Linked DNA regions of Homo sapiens: region 2 is linked to region 1. Evidence: chromatin loops called from intact Hi-C (ENCODE). Cell type or tissue: dorsolateral prefrontal cortex. All regions are shown on one strand.

Region 1 (8,000 bases):
AGTTTCCTCATCTGGAAAATGGAGATGATAAGGGTTGTTAGAAGAATTCAGTGAGCTTCATGGCCCATGAACTTGTCACTCTGTATTTAAGGGTATTTAACTTGTCACTTTGTATTTAAGGATTCACTTTCCAACTGCCTGTCTACCATGAGAACAAACACCATGTCTGCTGTGTTCCCCACTGTATCCCCAGTGCCTGGAGAAGTCCTAGCACATAGTAGGGGCTCAACAAATCTCAAGTTGAGGGGCAGTGTATTCTCTTGACCTTATGGGGCCCTAACTCCTCTCAGCCTTCCTCTGCTGCCTGGTGCTGCAAACGTCCAACCCCAGGGCCATTCCAGTCAACCCAATAGATGCAAACAGGACCATCCCAGTCTCCTGTTTCAGGTATGAGGAGCCCACAAAGCACATTTGGGTGTTATGATTGCTAGGAGGACCCAGTGCTGTTCTCTGGCCATTGCCAAGTGGCTAAAAGCTGCACACAAACAGGCTTCAGCCAAAAAGAAATGACTGACTTACAGAGCTGAGAAGTCCAAGAGTGACTGCTTTCAGGTATGGCTGGATCTAGGTGCACAGACATTGTCATCAAGATGGTTTTTCTCTGTCTCTGGGCTTTGCTCTACTATGAGTGTGTTCACTCCCAGGCAAGACAGCCCTCAGAAATTCCAAGCTCATGTCCTCTGGAGTGCAGTGACACGATTTCGGCTCACTGCAACCTCTGTCTCCCAGGTTCAAGCGATTCTGCTGACTCAGCCTCCCGAGTAGCTGGGATTACAGGCGTGCCACCACGCCCAGCTAATTTTTGTACTTTTTAGTAGAAATGGGGTTTCACCATGTTGGCCAGGCTGGTCTCGAACTCCTGACCTCAAGTGATCCGCCTGCCTTGACCTCCCAAAGTGCTAAGATTACAGGCATTGAGCCGCCGTGCCCAGCCCAAATGAGGTATTTTCTTATCCGACTGTGCTGTTAAAGACTGGAATTGAGGCTCATTGGCCCTGCCCACCCTTGAACCAGTCACTGGGGCATGGGAGGGAGGGTTAGCCCCAGAGAACATCTTGAACTCCGACTGGATGGAAAATCAGGTGCTTCTACCAGCACAAGGGGAAGTCAGGCAGCCACAGCCCATGTCCACTTCGACTTCGGCCTCACGGTGAGTGGCTTCCAGCAGGGAAACGCAGGGTCAGCTGCGCTCCCCACCCTCCAGCCCCACCCTCCGCTTTCTACTTCTGCTTCTAACAGTGTTGCCAAATACTCCCCTCTCTCCTCTCCTCCTTTCTATGGCCCTGTGGCCCCAGTTGCCTCAGAGACATGAAGTGACTTCCCCCAAGGTCACACAGCAGGTCTATGTGGCAGAGCCCTGAGGCGCACCCAGGCAGCTGGCCCCAGTGTCCTGCTCTTGACCCAAGAATAAGCTCAAGCCCACCCCTGTCTGAGTTCTGAAAGGAAGTAACTCAGGTGCCTGAGGCTCTGAAGATAATCCCTTTCCATCTGGGTGACTGATGGTCTGGTCTGATAGGCCTGAGAACCCCACAGAGGGCAGAGGAAAGTGCAGCTCCTTGCACCTTGCACCCTGCTTGCTGGCTTGGGGCACTCTCCTGGCTCGGGGCCCTTCCGGCCATGACCTCAACTCCTGCCTCCCTCTCTGGCACCCTCTTTTCATATATGTGTGTGTATATATATATATATATATATATATATATGGGGAGAGAGAGAGAGAGAGAGAGAGAGAGAGAGATGGGGGTTTCATCATGTCGCCCAGGCTAGTCTCAAACTCGTGAGTTCAAGCGATCTGCCCGCCTTGGCCTCCCAAAGTGCTGGGACTACAGACGTGAGCCACCACACCCAGTGCCCTCTGACACCTTCTGCCCCTCTCTGAGCATCTTGACATCTTACACCCCAGAGAGGCCCTGCTTGCTGCCTCCTCCAGTGCAGAGGGCACAGGTGGACAAGCTCCAGGGGCGGGCACCCCCATGCCTTTCTGCAGCCTCAGGCCCTGCCCAAGTCCCCTTGGGCTGGCAAGGGGCTCAGGAGGCCTCAAGTTGGTGATCTAGAACCAGGAAGCCACCCTGGCTGATTTGCAGGCGAGAAGTGGCCCGTACATATGTCACCTCCTCTGTGGGAGCAGCCCCAGCCTCTGCCAGGTTCTGGGGGTGTGGGAGAAGAACTTCCCAGCCTCTGCCGCACATCTGCATCTTGAGGTCAAGATCACCTGGGCAACAGGATGGGAGATGGAGGATGGGGGTGGGGTGGGGGGATAGGGCTGAAGGAATAGAGAGGGCAGGGTGCATCCTAACACCTTTTTCCACATTAAAAAATTTAAGGTGAAAGTCACATAACAAAATGAATTAATTAATTTTAGTTAGTGAATTAACTAAATTTATTCATTTACTTAGAGACAGAATCTTGCTGTGTCACCCAGGCTGGAGTGCAGGGGCAGGATCACCGCTCACTGCAGCCTCAAACTCCTGGACTCAAGTGATCCTCCCACCACAGCGCCTCCTGAGTAGCTGAGACTACAGGCGCATTCTACCTTGCCCGAATATTATTATTATTATTATTATTATTATTATTATTTTATTTTGTAGAGATATGAGTCTCACTATGTTGCTTAGGCTGGTCTCTTAACTCCAGGGCTCAAGTAGTCCTCCCACCTTGGCCTCCCCAAATGCTGGAATTACAGGTTTGAGCTACCGCACCCGGCCTCATGAAGTAACTAAATTTAGTACATTCACAGTGTTGTGCCACCATCATTTATCTCAGTCTAGATCCAGAACATTTCATCACCCCTAAAGGAAACCCCATACTCATTAGAAGTTACTTCCTATTCCCGCTGCCCATAGCCCATGGCAACCACTGGTCTACTTTCTGTCTCTAGGGGTTTACCTATTCTATATACTTTACATAAGCAGAATCACACAATATTTGTCCGTTTATGACTGGCTTATTTCACTTAGCATGATGCTTCCAAGTTTCATCCACATTGTAGCATATATCAATGCTTCGGTCCTTTTTATGGCTGTGTAATATTCCATTGTATAGATAGCATTGTCTTGATTCATTCATCCCCTGGTGGGCACATGAGTTGTTTCTATCTTTTGCCTATTGTGAATGGCACTGCTATGAACATTCATGTACAAGTATCTGTCTGAGTGCCTGTTTTCAATTCTTTTGCCTCTGTACTTTAGCTAACATTTTTGTTTGTTTAGAGATGGGGGTCTCACTATGTTGCCCAGCTTGGCCTCCGACTCCTGAGCTCAAGTGATCCTCCCACTTCAGCCTCCCAAAGTGCAGGGATTACAGGCATGAGCCATCTCACCTGGCTTTAGCTAACATTTTGATGCTTTTTTTTTTTTTTGAGATGGAGTCTCGCTGTGCTGCCCAAGCTGGAGTGCAATGGCATGATCTCAGCTCACTGCAACTTCCACCTCCCTGGTTTAAGCGATTCTCCTGCCTCAGCCTCCCAAGTAGCTGGGATTACAGGCATGCACCACTACGCCTGGTTAATTTTTGTATTTTTAGTAGAGACAGAGTTTTGCCATGTTGCCCAGGCTGGTCTCGAACTCCTGACCTCAGGTGATCCACCCACCTTGGCCTCCCAAAGTTCTGGGATTACAGGCGTGAGCCACTGCACCTGGCCTTGATGCTTCTTTTAATGTAGATTAAATGAGGCGGGTAGGATTAAGCTGTTCTTAGTAATCCACTCCTCATTGTAAAAGAAAGACCTGAGAACAGGTTTAGCTAGTAATAGTCAGCATTATTTGTTTATTTATTTATATATTTTGAGACAGTCTCACGCTATCACCCAGGCTGGAGTAGTGGCACTATCTCGGCTCACTACAACTTGTCCCTCCCAGGTTCAAGCAATTCTCCTGTCTCAGCCTTCCAAGTAGCTGGGATTACAGGCATGCACCACCGCGCCAGGCTAATTTTTGTATTTTTAGTAGAGACAGGGTTTCACCCTGTTGGCCAGGCTGCTCTCGAACTCCTGGTCTCAAGCAGTCCTCCCACCTCGGCCTCCCAAAGTGGTGGGATTACAGACGTGAGCCACCACGCCCCACTGGTGTCCTCATTCTTTGTTCCCATTTTACAGATGCGGAAACTGAAGCTCAGAGAGCCCAAGTCATTTGCCCAAGGTGACCCAGCACTGAAGGGAGAAGCTAGCCATTAAGCTGTCCCCAAACCCGTGTACTCAACGTTGATGGCTACTCGATGGTGGCTGAGAGGCATCCAACCTGGAGCCTGGGAAGCTTCCAGGAAGGCTTGGGGGGAATCCAAGAGGAAGGTTCTTTGCGGGAGAAAGAGTGAGGCAGGGGAGTTTAGGAGGCCGCTTCCCAGCCCTCGATCGCCCCACAGCCACCAGGGGGCGCCAGAGCCCCGCGCAAAGCGGCTGCCACCAAGTGGCTGCCACCGCGCGTTACCACCCTCAGGGCCTGATGCCTGGGACTGCGGCCAAGTCCCGGCCCCAGGAGCTCGCGTGCCCCACGTTGATCCCGGGTCACGGGTGGGGACGGCTGGGGTAACTGGGTTGTACGTCCTCTGCGGAGCTATTAGGGACTCTAATTACCGGGATTGGAAGTGAATAATTATCTACTGGGCCTCAGGCTACTGAGTCACTTCCCCCAGAAACCAGATTCCCCAGGCTAGCGGAAGAGGGGGCGGCTCGCAGGCTGAGGTTGGGGCGGGGGAAGGTGGAAGCGGGGGTCTGGGGTTGGGGTGCGCGGCCGCCGCTGTTTTTGGTCAAGATCAGAACTGGGGAGCCTGGGTGTAAATCGCTGCTGGGCCACTTACCAGCCACGTGAATTGGGGAAGTCACTTCACCTTTCGTGCCTCAGTTTCCTTTCTGTCAAATGGGGGAAAACAACATTCTCTCCTTACAGTTGTTGGGCAAAGTAAATTGTAATCTACCTAAACTAAGCCCTCAGAGTAGTCCCTGGCACATAATCCTCTAATAATTCATTAATCACTCAGAATTATTAATTAGGCCGGGCGAGGTGCCTCACGTTTATAATCCCAGCACTTTGGGAGGCCGAGGCGGGCGGATCACTTGAGGTCAGGAGTTTGAGACGAGCCTGGGCAACATGGGGAAACCCCATCTCTACTAAAAATACAAAAAATTAGCCAACCGTGGTGGCTCATGCCTGTAATCCCAGCTACTTGGGAGGCTGAGGCACGAGAATCGTTTGAACCCGGGAGGCAGAGGTTGCAGTGAGCCAAGATCGAGTCATTGCACTCCAGCCTTGGTGACAGAGCAAGACTCCCTCCCCCAACCCCCCCCCAAAAAAAAAGGACAAAAAAGAACATTAATTAATCATTAATCATTGGGCCGGGTGTGGTGGCTGATGCCTATAATCCCAGCACTTTGGGAGGCTGAGGCAGGCAGATCATGAGGTCAGGAGTTCGAGACCAGCCTGACCAACATAGAGAAACCCCGTCTCTACTAAAAATACAAAAATTAGCTGGGCGTAGTGGTGCATACCTGTAATCCCAGCTACTCAGGAGGCTGAGGCAGGAGAATCGCTTGAACCCAGGAGGTGGAGGTTGCAGTGAGCCGAGATCGAGACATTGCACTCCAGCCTGGGTGACAGAGTGAAACTCCATCTAAAAAAAAAAAATCATTAACCATTAATTCAGAATCATTAATTCTGTTATTATTACCATTTTTTATCACTTGGGCTCAGTAAGTGATTAAGAGGTAGGGCACTACAGTGAGGCCAGTCTTTAGTCCACACCAGCTGCTTCATTGCCAGTCGTGTGACATGGACATGTCACTTCACTGCCCTGTGCCTCAGTTCCTTCATCTGACAAATGGGAAAATGAATAGCAAACCGTTCATTTGGGGTGGAAGAGATAAGGCCTGTGATGTTCTCAGTGTGGCGCACGCTTCCATAAATGGAGTCCAGATTGTAAATACTGTTCATGCTTTTCTTAGGGAAGGACTTGTGGCAATTTTAGCTTCTAAGGCACTGGGAGGACAGAAAACAGAACTGAATCCAAGGGAAGGAAGCACAGGGAGAGATGACATCAGGCACTTGAGCTCAGCAGATCAGACCCTGAGCCCAGGAATCGGCCTTGGGAGTTCTGCCCACCCAGGCAAAAAGGGAAGAACCCAGTAATGTAATTATTTTCTGGCCTGGGGCAGATGTGTATTGACCAAGGGGGACCATTTCCTGAGCCCTCTTGGTCTCTGTTGGACCCTAATGGGTGGGAAAAGGGTTGGTTGGACCTCACCCCCCCAAGGTTTCTTGAGCTCTGTGTTAATTATTGATTGCTGGGTAACAAATTACTCCTGCATTTACTGGCTTAAAACAGCAAACCTTTATTATCTCATATGGTTTTAGGAATTCACATGCAATCTGACTTAGCTTGTAGTTCAGGGTCTCTCACTCCTGAGATGGTAGTCCGAAACATGGGCTGGTGGCACGCACATGCAGTTGCAGCTATTTGAGAGGCCGAGACAGGAGGATTGTTTGAGCCTAGAAGTTCAAGGCTATAGATCGTGCTATATGATCGTGCCTGTGAATAGCCATTGCATTCCAGTCTGGGCAATGAAACAAGACCCCGTCTTTTAAATAAACAAACAAACAAAAATGGGTTAGGACTGTTCTCATCTGGGGTCCAACTGGGGCTGGATGATTCACTTCCAGGATAGTTGGAAGTGATGGTTTCAGTCCTGGCTGTTGCCAGGAGGTCTCTGTTCCTTGCTGGCTGGTGGCAGGAAGCCTCAGTTCCTCTTCACACGGACCTCCATAAAGCTACTTGGGTGTCCTTAAGACACGGTGGCTGGCTTCTCCCAGAGTGGATGGCTCAAGAGAGTACAAGGAGAAGCCTAAATGCTTCTTATGACTCAGTCTCAGAAGTCACACAGCGTCACTTCCACTTTAGTCTCTGTTAGAAATGACTCATTAAGGCCAGGTGTGGGGGCTCACGCCTGTAATCCCAGCACTTTGGGAGGCCGAGGCGAGCGGATCACGAGGTCAGGAGATCAAGACCATCCTGGCTAACACAGTGAAACCCTGTTTCTACTAAAAATACAAAAAATTAGCTGGGCGTGGTGGCTCGTGCCTATAGTCCCAGCTACTCAGGAGGCGGAGGTTGCAGTGAGCCGAGATCGCACCACTGCAGTCCAGCCTGGGTGACAGAGCAAGACTCTGTCAGAAAGAAAGAAAGAAGGAAAGGAAGGAAGGAAGAAAGGAAGGAAGGAAGGAAGGAAGGAAGGAAGGAAGGAAGGAAAGGAAGGAAGGAAGGAGTCATTAAGTCCAGCCCACACTCAAGGGCAGGGGAATCAGGTTCCACCTTTTCAAGGGAGGTATGTCAAAGAAGTGTGGACTGTTTTTAAGCCACGAGGAGCACCTGTTATGTGCCAAGAACTGTGCTCACAAGAGTGAGCAAGACACACAAATGCCTGGCCGAGTGGAGCTGACCTGCTCCTGGGGGTGGGGGAAAGAGACTGCCAATAAACAGATGAATCAATGATTCTGGTATCAGTCAGGGGGCCACAAGGGTGAGGAAGAAAAAACATGCAGAGGCAAGTCAGGCGCGGTGGCTCCTGTAATCCTAGCACTTTGGGAGGCCAAAGTGGGAGCATTGCTTGAGCCCAGGAGTTTGAGACCAGCCTGGACAACATAGAGAGACCCTGTTTCTACAAAAAATAGAAACAATTAGCCAGGCATGGTGGGGTGCACCTGTAGTCCCAGCTCCTTGAGAGGCTGAGGCAGCAGGATCGCTTGAGCCCAGGAGTTCAAGGTTGCAGTGAGCCATGATTGTACAACTGCACTCCAGCCTGGGTGATGGAGTGAGACCCTGCCTCTAAGAAAAAGAAAGAAAAAAAGCAGGAGCAGAAGAGAGATGGAGATGGTCAGCAATGGGGGCAGGGCTGGTTTAGGTTTGGTGGGCAGTCAGACATCTCCTGGGAGTGAAGAAAGCAAGGGTAGACAGCTGGGCGCGGTGGCTCACGACTATAATCCCAGCACTTTGGGAGGCCAAGGCGGGAAGATTGCCTG
Region 2 (8,000 bases), 200 kb after region 1:
CAGGAATTTCATTCCTGCACTTTACTCAGTACTATCAGCACGACAGATAAACCAAGTACCCTCATTAATAATAATGGTTACAGGTTTCAAAACATCTTCACATATATTACCTTATTAAATCCTCAGAGGAACCAAATTAAACTCAAATATCAATAATCCAGTAACTAACAAAAGCACTTAATAATATATGCACTTGACAGTAAAAATGCAATTTTTCCTTTAAAAATTCCCCACAATATTTGACAAACTACAAAGAAACCATTCCATGGAAGAGCAACCTTCTTGACACTGGAAGTAATACAAGTCTTCTAAAGAATAATAGAGCACCGCTAGCAAGAGCCATAAAAATCCTGAAGCCCTCTGAACTAGTAAAACCACTCTTGGTAACTTTCTCTAAGGAAATAATTACACTGAAGCAAAAAGCTATTTAAAAATGTTCACTGCACCACTATCTATAACAAAAAAGTGGAAACCCAATTCCCAACAATAGAATGGTTAAGTAAAAACCTTACAGCCGGGCGCAGTGGCTCACGCCTGCAATCCCAGCACTTTGGGAGGCCGAGGCGGGCGCATCACCTGAGGTCGGTAGTACGAGACCAAACTGGCCAACATGGTGAAACCTTGTCTCTACCAAAAATACAAAAATTAGCCAAGCGTGGTGGAACATTCCTGTAGCCCCAGCTACTCAAGAGGCTGAGGTGGGAGAATCGCTTGAACCCAGGAGTCAGAGGCTGCAGTGAGCTGAGATCGTACCACTGCACTTCAGACTGGGCAAACACCGAGACTCTGTCTCAAAAAAAAAAAAAAAAATTTACATTTACAATACAACGTTCAGGGGAAAAAAGCTAACTACAAAATAACATACACAATCACCTCTACTACATAAAAATGAAAAGGTAAAAAGCAAAAATAAGAATTAGACTGATGGTTGGGGGCAGTGGCTCATTCCTGCCTGTAATCCTGGCACTTTGGGAGGCCGAGGCTGGCGAATCACTTGAGGTCAGGAGGAGTTCGAGACCAGCCTGGCCAACATGGTGAAACCCCATCTCTACTAAAAATACAAAAATTGGCCAGGGGCAGTAGCTCACGCCTGTAATCCCAGCACTTTGGGAGGCCAAGGCAGGCGGATCACTTGAGGTCAGGAGTTCGAGACCAGCCTGGCCAACATGGCAAAATCCCGTCCTCACTAAAAATACAAAAAAATTAGCCAGGTGTGGTAGCACGAACCTGTAATCCCAGCTACTGGGGAGGCTGAGGCTGGAGAATCACTTAAATGAACCCAGGAGACAGAGACTGCAGTAAGCTGAGATCAGGCCACTGCACTCCAGCCTGGGCGACAGAGTGAGATTCCATCCAAAACACACACACACACACACACACACACACACACACACACACAAAATTAGATTACAGTAAAATTATGTTCTAATATTGTGATTACATTATCTTTCCTAAAACAGCCACCTTCAAAAATATATATAACAAAGAACAAAATAAATCACTTCTGAAAGTCATGAAAAACTATTCACACACACACACACAAAGTCAAATTATGAAATGTTTCTTAAAGCAGATGTGAATTTCCAGACTTTCAAGCATATTTTGCTATCTCGAAACTTGTCAAACCGAATGCTGCATTTTTTTTCACCCTTGCTCTCAGAGACTTATTTTCACTGTTGATACGCACAAACCTAAGTGAGGAGATTCTAGAAGCTGAAACTTATTTACAAGGAATGCAGGAAAGTGATTCAAATTCAAAGTAATTCTACAAGTACATTAACGATCTGTTCAAGAATAAAACTTCACATTACACAAATCCAACACAGTAAACAAAATTTCACCTATTCATCAGAAAGAATAAGGGCTGCCATTTAGGTCTCAAGTAAAAGAACTTAAAGCAAGGAAAAATCTAAATTAACCTTAAATTGTTGTAAAGCCTCAAGGAACAGAAAAAAGACCTTGTGGTACTAAAACATTCCAAATATCTTTGATCACTCAAACTACTCAGGAGCAAATTCTCTTATAATCTAATTTTTAAGCCTAGTAGTCAATGCAACTTAATAACCTTAGTTTTAATGTTTATATATTTGAACATGTTGAATTATCTGCCAAATCTCTTCCTAATACCTAAGAAAGTAAAAACAGAATACATCCTTTTCTATAAAAGTTGTATTTTAAATTTTTTCATTTTTCGCTAGATGCCAACGAAAAAGGGAAACTGAAGTTACCCTACTTGGGGAAACGATCACTTCATCTGAACTAGTTTGGCTAAGTAGTGTTTGGGATGCTTCAGACTCAGAGAAGGGGAAGGGGGGGCGGGGCGTGTAAAGTCAAATAACCGACTGTTTCCGCCCCCTTTGAAGGCAGCAGAATTCCTTAAAAACCAGCTGATTCCTCTTGATGGGGAATTTCTGCTGTAAATAAAAATTCTTTGGAAATGGGTTGCTGAAAATGTGTTTTCAAAAAGAAAACTCGGGTGAATGAAAAATCCTCTTATTCCACCTTCCAAAGCCCAAGATGCCTATTTAAGGAGGACGCCGGTCACCCGCCGTCAAGCCGGCGGCCTAGGCCTAAAGAAGGCACAGTAGTGCCTACAACACGGATGGACTTGAGGCACAAGGGAAATGGACTTGCGTGCCCTTGGTAAGCTCTGGCGGCACTCCCGAAGTTAAGGACACCGGCCACAATGGAATGGAGTCTATTGACGTTTCCTTCTCCCTTTGAACACTAAGCATTTTCTTAGTTCGTGAAATACGAACTGACAACCGCCCGCCACCCCCAACAGGCCCTCCTGCACAAACACACCCTCGAGTCAAACCCAGTTAGCCGGGACAACACTGAGCCCCCAGCCCCTACTACAACCCCGGCTTAGGAGGGAAAAAGACGCTAGTAAACACCCGCCTTTCTGCCTTCAGGAACCCGACCACGTCCCCTGCTGCAATCTCTCTCTCCTAGCATTTCCGAAATTGGGGCGGGGGTTGGGATAAGTGCGCAGGGTGCCCGCCCCCTGCCACCAGCACCGCCACCCCGGATCTCCAGGGTCCAGCCTGGGTCCAGCCCTCACCCACCGATGTTCCACAGGCGCCTTCTCCACTGCGGCCTCGAACAGCAATGCGGATCGGCCACCACCCGCGCGCCGGAGAGGTCTGGCGGGGGAAGGAGGAAGGCCGGGACGGGGCCGGGCACTCCCCACCCCTTCCCTTCCCCAGGTGGGGGAGGGTGGAACGCTGCCGGAGGCCACATGGAGCCCCACGATTTCAGGGGAGTTCGGGAGCCCCCGCCGCCGCCTCGGACACGAACGCAGAGGGGTGCGGGGGCCAAGGCCCACTTGTCTCCACCCCGTCCTCCGATCTTTCCCAGGACTCGGAGGGGGCGGGGAGAGAGCCCCGACAGACCCTGATGATTCCGGAGGAGCCCGGTGCCTACCCCTTTAACCGGCACGGGGGACGCGGCCCTAACTTCTCCCCTCCAGAGATGTCCCCCATGGAGGGGGACATGTTCCGGAAAACGCCACCACAGCCTCCAGACCCCTCCAACGTTCACACCTAAACCGGGAGTGGAGGAGCTGCCCGAGCATCCCCACGCTGCGGGCGGAGGATCGTGCGGAAGGGGGAGCCGGGGCTGACCATCGCCGCTACCCGAGAACCCCTCCCAACACGCGTGGGGAGGGGAGGCCGCCCGCTCCCTCCATCTTGACCGCCGGGGGAGGGGGCGGGGATGCTGCGGGAGGCTGGACAGGCCTGACAATCCCAGAGGACCCCGGCTGCGCCCACCGGCCGAGCCTCGGGGCTCAGGCCCGAGCGAGTCTCCCCCGCGCTGCCGGCCCCCAGCCCACCCCGGGTAGCCCGGCGGGTCACGGGGCGGGGACGGCGGCGCGGGCCGCGGGGGAGGGGACGCCGGGCCCGGAGCGGAGGGGGCTGGGGTGCCGACACCCACCTGCCCAGGCCGGGCCTCCCGCCGCCGGAGGTCGCCGCGACCACCGAGGAGGGAGCCGTGGCCGAGGACGAGGAGACCGAGGACGAGGACGGCGAAGGCGCGGCGGCGGGCGACGCTAGAAGGCCGCTGCCGCCGGGCTTGCGGACATTGGCAGCCGCGGGCGGCGGCTGCTGCTGCTGCTGCTGCTGCTGCTGTTGCTGCTGCTGCTGCTGCTGCTGCTGCTGCTGCTGCTGCTGGGGCTTCAGCGACATGGTGAGGGGCCCATACACCGGCTCGCACGCCGGGCGGGGACAGCCGGGAGCCGGGCGCGCCAAGGAGACGCCGGAACGCGGCGGGGACGCGCGGGCGCCGAGCGGGGAGGCGCGGGTTGGCGCGGCCGGAGGGGCGCCCGGGCTGGCGAGGGGGAGAAGGAGGACGACGAAGGGGCGGGGAGGCCCGCCGAGACCAAGGAGCCGCCGGGAGCCGGGCCGAAACGCGCCGCCGCCGTTGCCGTTGCTACCAAAACAGTCTGAGGCGGAGGGAGGCGAGCTCTGCCGGGAGGGAGGGGGGCCGGGGCCGGGCGGGGGAGGGGCGGCGGAGGGATACGGTCCCGGGGCCGCGCCACCGCCGCCCCGCCCGCTCCGCCGCGCCGGCCGCTGGAGCGAGCGCCACCCGGGCCACCTGGCTGCGGCGAAGCGGCGAGACTCGGTGGCCACCGCGGGACTCCGAGGAGCTGCGGCCGCTGAGCGCATCGGAGGGCGGGCGCGCCGAGGCGCCGGGTGGGAGCGGAGGTGCGGATAGGGACTCTTTACCGGAAGTCGGAGGGGTCAGACGGAAGCAGAACGTGAGGTGGCCCCGGGGCCGGGAGGGACACGTGAGGAGCGGGCGGCGCGCTGGGTTGCTTTCTCGGGGGTCGGGTGAGGGCCAGGCGGCGGTCCCTACCCGGATCCGCCTTCCTCAAGGCGGGTCTGCCCTTCGGGGAGGGCGTGTCGGTCTCAGCCTCTGGGGCCTGCCTGGTGTGGAGGACAGGAGAGAAGCATTTCTTCTCCTACTGTATTCCTTCAGCATCTTCACTTCTGCGGGGACCTAGTTTGCCCCCACCTGATGCAACCCAGAAAATGGACTGACTGCGAGTGCCTTGGGGCGGAGAATGTGTCTTGCTACGTGTAAAGCACCTAGAACCCTGCCAGATTCAGGGGACACAGCATCCTGCCGTTTTCCTGCCGTCCCCCGCCCGCCACACAGTAGGCGCTCCAGTGGCTCGGGGCATCTACCAGGCAGGCCGCGCTGTCCTGCCCTGCCGGGGCTGGAGTGGAGCAACCCTCCGGGGCCACCCACATCTGGGTACCTTTTCCCCACTTTTTCCACCCCAGCCGCGCACAGTCACCAGAAAACTCTTTTAGGTATCTGACCTTCATTTGAACCTATGTTCCCTCACTTGAACTTCTTTTTCCTCATTCATGAGATTCTAAAGGAAATATATGGGATTGGGACTGGTAGAACTACGGATAATGGGATCTCCCTCGGTAGAGACAGAGCCGACCTCAAAACAATGTGCGAACTTTAGACCTTGGACCCTTTAGAAGTTTTAATTTAACTTACCCAGCCAGCACAGTAGACTCTTTTTAAAATGTGTTGCAGTTAAACTGGAAGCAAGTAGAAAGTAGGTAACTTTTTTTTTTTTTTTTGAGCAGTGAATCTATTGTTTTTTAAAGTGAAATGACTTCAGGAAATAATAGGGGAAGAAACACCAAAATTCCCCTCAATGTCCTAGAACTGTCCAGATAAAGGTAAAGACTTAGATAAACGTGGAGAATGATTGAACCAGCAGTTTTCAGTAGTCCAACTGAAATTAACCTCCTAGATAGTCCAGGCAAAAATGATCATTGTATTCTGCCAATGTAGGAAATCAGTTTTATTTCCCATCTAAGGTAAAAAGTAGATCAAGGGACCATTGCAAAACCCTTTAAAAATTAACCTAGCCTAGCCAACATGGTGAAACCCCGTCTCTACCAAAAATATAAAAATTAGCCGGGTGTGGTGGTGGGCGCCTGTAATCCCAGCTACTCGGGAGGCTGATACAGGAGAATTGCTTGAATCCGGGAGGTGGAGGTTGCAGTCAGCCGAGATCATGCACTCCAGCCTGGGCGACAGAGCGAGACTCCGTCTCAAAAAATAAATAAATAAATAAATAAATAAAGTAACCTAAAGGAAACTGGAACTAAAAAACCAGTTGAAACAAAAAAATACCTGTACCCGGCTGTGGTACAGGCCAGGGCTGCTGTGAGGGGAAGCTCCTGGAGAGGGTGACATGGGGCAGGGACCCAAATGAGCATGGGCATGAGGATCCTGGGGAGAAACGCTCCAGGTGGAGGGCACAGCGAGGGCAAAGGCTCTGAGGGGGGAGTCTGAGGAACAGCAAGGAGGCCTGCAATGGAGCAGGTCGTCAATGGTGTCCCGTTATATTCTTTCTTTAATAGAAATACAAACACTTGGCCTGGCGCGGTGGCTCACACCTGTAATCCCAGCACTCTGGGAGGCCGAGGCGGATGGATCACCTGAGGTCAGGAGTTCAAGACCAGCGTGGCCAACATGGTGAAACCCCATCGCTACTAAAAATACGAAAAAATTAGCTGGGCGTGGTGGTGGGCATCTGTGATCTCAGCTACGCAGGATGCTGAGGCAGGAGAATCGCTTGAACCCAGGAGGCGGAGGTTACAGTGACCAAAGAGGGCACCACTGCACTCCAGCCTGGGCAACAAGAGCGAAACTTTATCTAAAAAAAATAAAAATAAAAAAATACAATCACTTTTCTCTGATTGGAATCAAGGTCCCAGAATACAATCTTAAGAACAAGTTTTGGCCAGTGTGGTGGCTCACGCCTGTAATCCCAGCACTTTGGGAGGCAGTGGCCGGTGGATCACCTGAGGTCAGGAGTTCGAGACCAGCCTGGCCAATTTTTAGTAGAGCCCATCTCTACTAAAAATACAAAAATTAGCTGGGTGTGGTGATGCGCACCTGTAGTCCCAGCTACTTGGGAGGCTGAGGCAGGAGAATGGTGTGAACCTGGGAGGCGGTGCTTGCAGTGAGCGGAGATCACACCACTGCACTCCAGCCTGGGCGACAGAGCGAGACTCCGTCTCAAAAAAAAAATAGTAAGTTTCAGGTCGATGGAAGTTGAATAAGAAGGCCTAGGCTGGATACAGTGGCCTACACCTATAATCCCAGCACTTTGGAAGGCCAAGGCAGGCAGATCCTTTGAACCAAGGAGTAGGAGACCAGCCTGGGCAACATAGTGAGACCCTCCTCTCCATAAAAAATTTTTCAAAATTAAAAAAAAAGAAGGCCTGAAGCTGACATAGCTGAGAAAGTTTGTTTTAACTCACTACCATTGAATAAAAACTTAATAGTTTTATCAAGATATAATTTACATACTATGAAATTCACCTATTTTGTGTACAATTTAATGATTCTCAGTAAATTTACACAGTAAATTTGCACAACCATTGCCACTAATTTCAGAACATTTCCATTACCCCAAAAAGATCCTTCACGATGGTGGGCAGTTTGGTTCCCATCCTTAGCCCCAGGCAACCACTCATCTACATTTTCTCTCTATGGATTTGTCCAGATTTTTCACATAAGTAGAATCTTACAGCATGCAGCCTTTTGTGTCTGCCTTCTTTCATTTGTCATAATGTTTTTGAGGTTTATCTAAGGTTGTGGCATGTAGCAGTATTTCATTCCTTATTATTGCTATGTCATATTCCATGTATGGACATACCACATTTTGTGTCTACTTTCCAATTGTGGATGTTTAGATTGTGTCAACTTTTTGAGTATTATGAAAATGCTGCTGGGGCTGAGATTGGTGGCTCACTCCTGTAATCCCAACACTTTAGGATACCGAGATGGGAGGATCACTTGAATACCCCGGAGTTTGAAACCAGCCTGGGCAACATAGAGAGACCCTGTCTCTATGAAAAACTTTAAAAATAAAAAATTAGCTGGTTGGCTGGGCGTGGTGGCTCATGCCTATAATCCCAGCACTTTGGGAGGCCGAGGTGGGTGGATCACCTGAGATC

The links. A loop is a pair of places that touch in the nucleus more often than their neighbours do. Peaks named below come from ENCODE experiments on the same cell type or tissue, not always from the same donor. Only the 100,000 strongest peaks of a DNase experiment are listed, where the experiment ranks them.
Region 2: a loop joins it to region 1, with 5 times the contacts of the local background. A loop is called at or near these places in 16 of 110 quality-filtered maps.

Annotation. Positions count from the first base shown.
Region 1 is chr12:111,392,741-111,400,740 of GRCh38, forward strand. LINC02356 (long intergenic non-protein coding RNA 2356) reads left to right here. Exons shown (of 4, transcript NR_187522.1): 3 at 4,091-4,133. Among named protein-coding and RNA genes, the nearest start is that of SH2B3, 9.2 kb to the right of the region's middle. In dorsolateral prefrontal cortex, CTCF peaks have their summits at 4,364 (motif pointing right) and 4,580; a DNase peak (open chromatin) is centred at 4,401; H3K4me3 peaks cover 847 bases; H3K27ac peaks cover 1,703 bases.
Region 2 is chr12:111,594,848-111,602,847 of GRCh38, forward strand. ATXN2 (ataxin 2) reads right to left here and starts at 4,468. Exons shown (of 25, transcript NM_001372574.1): 1 at 3,937-4,468. The coding sequence starts at 4,187. It overlaps ATXN2-AS (ATXN2 antisense RNA), which reads left to right and starts at 4,651. Exons shown (of 2, transcript NR_146497.1): 1 at 4,651-4,706; 2 at 4,981-5,408. RefSeq lists silencers at 3,113-3,242, 3,833-3,882, 3,973-4,142, 4,203-4,512 and an enhancer at 4,973-5,202. In dorsolateral prefrontal cortex, no CTCF peak of the experiment used is centred here; DNase peaks (open chromatin) are centred at 3,674, 4,394, 4,854, 5,144 and 2 weaker places; H3K4me3 peaks cover 5,233 bases; H3K27ac peaks cover 4,377 bases.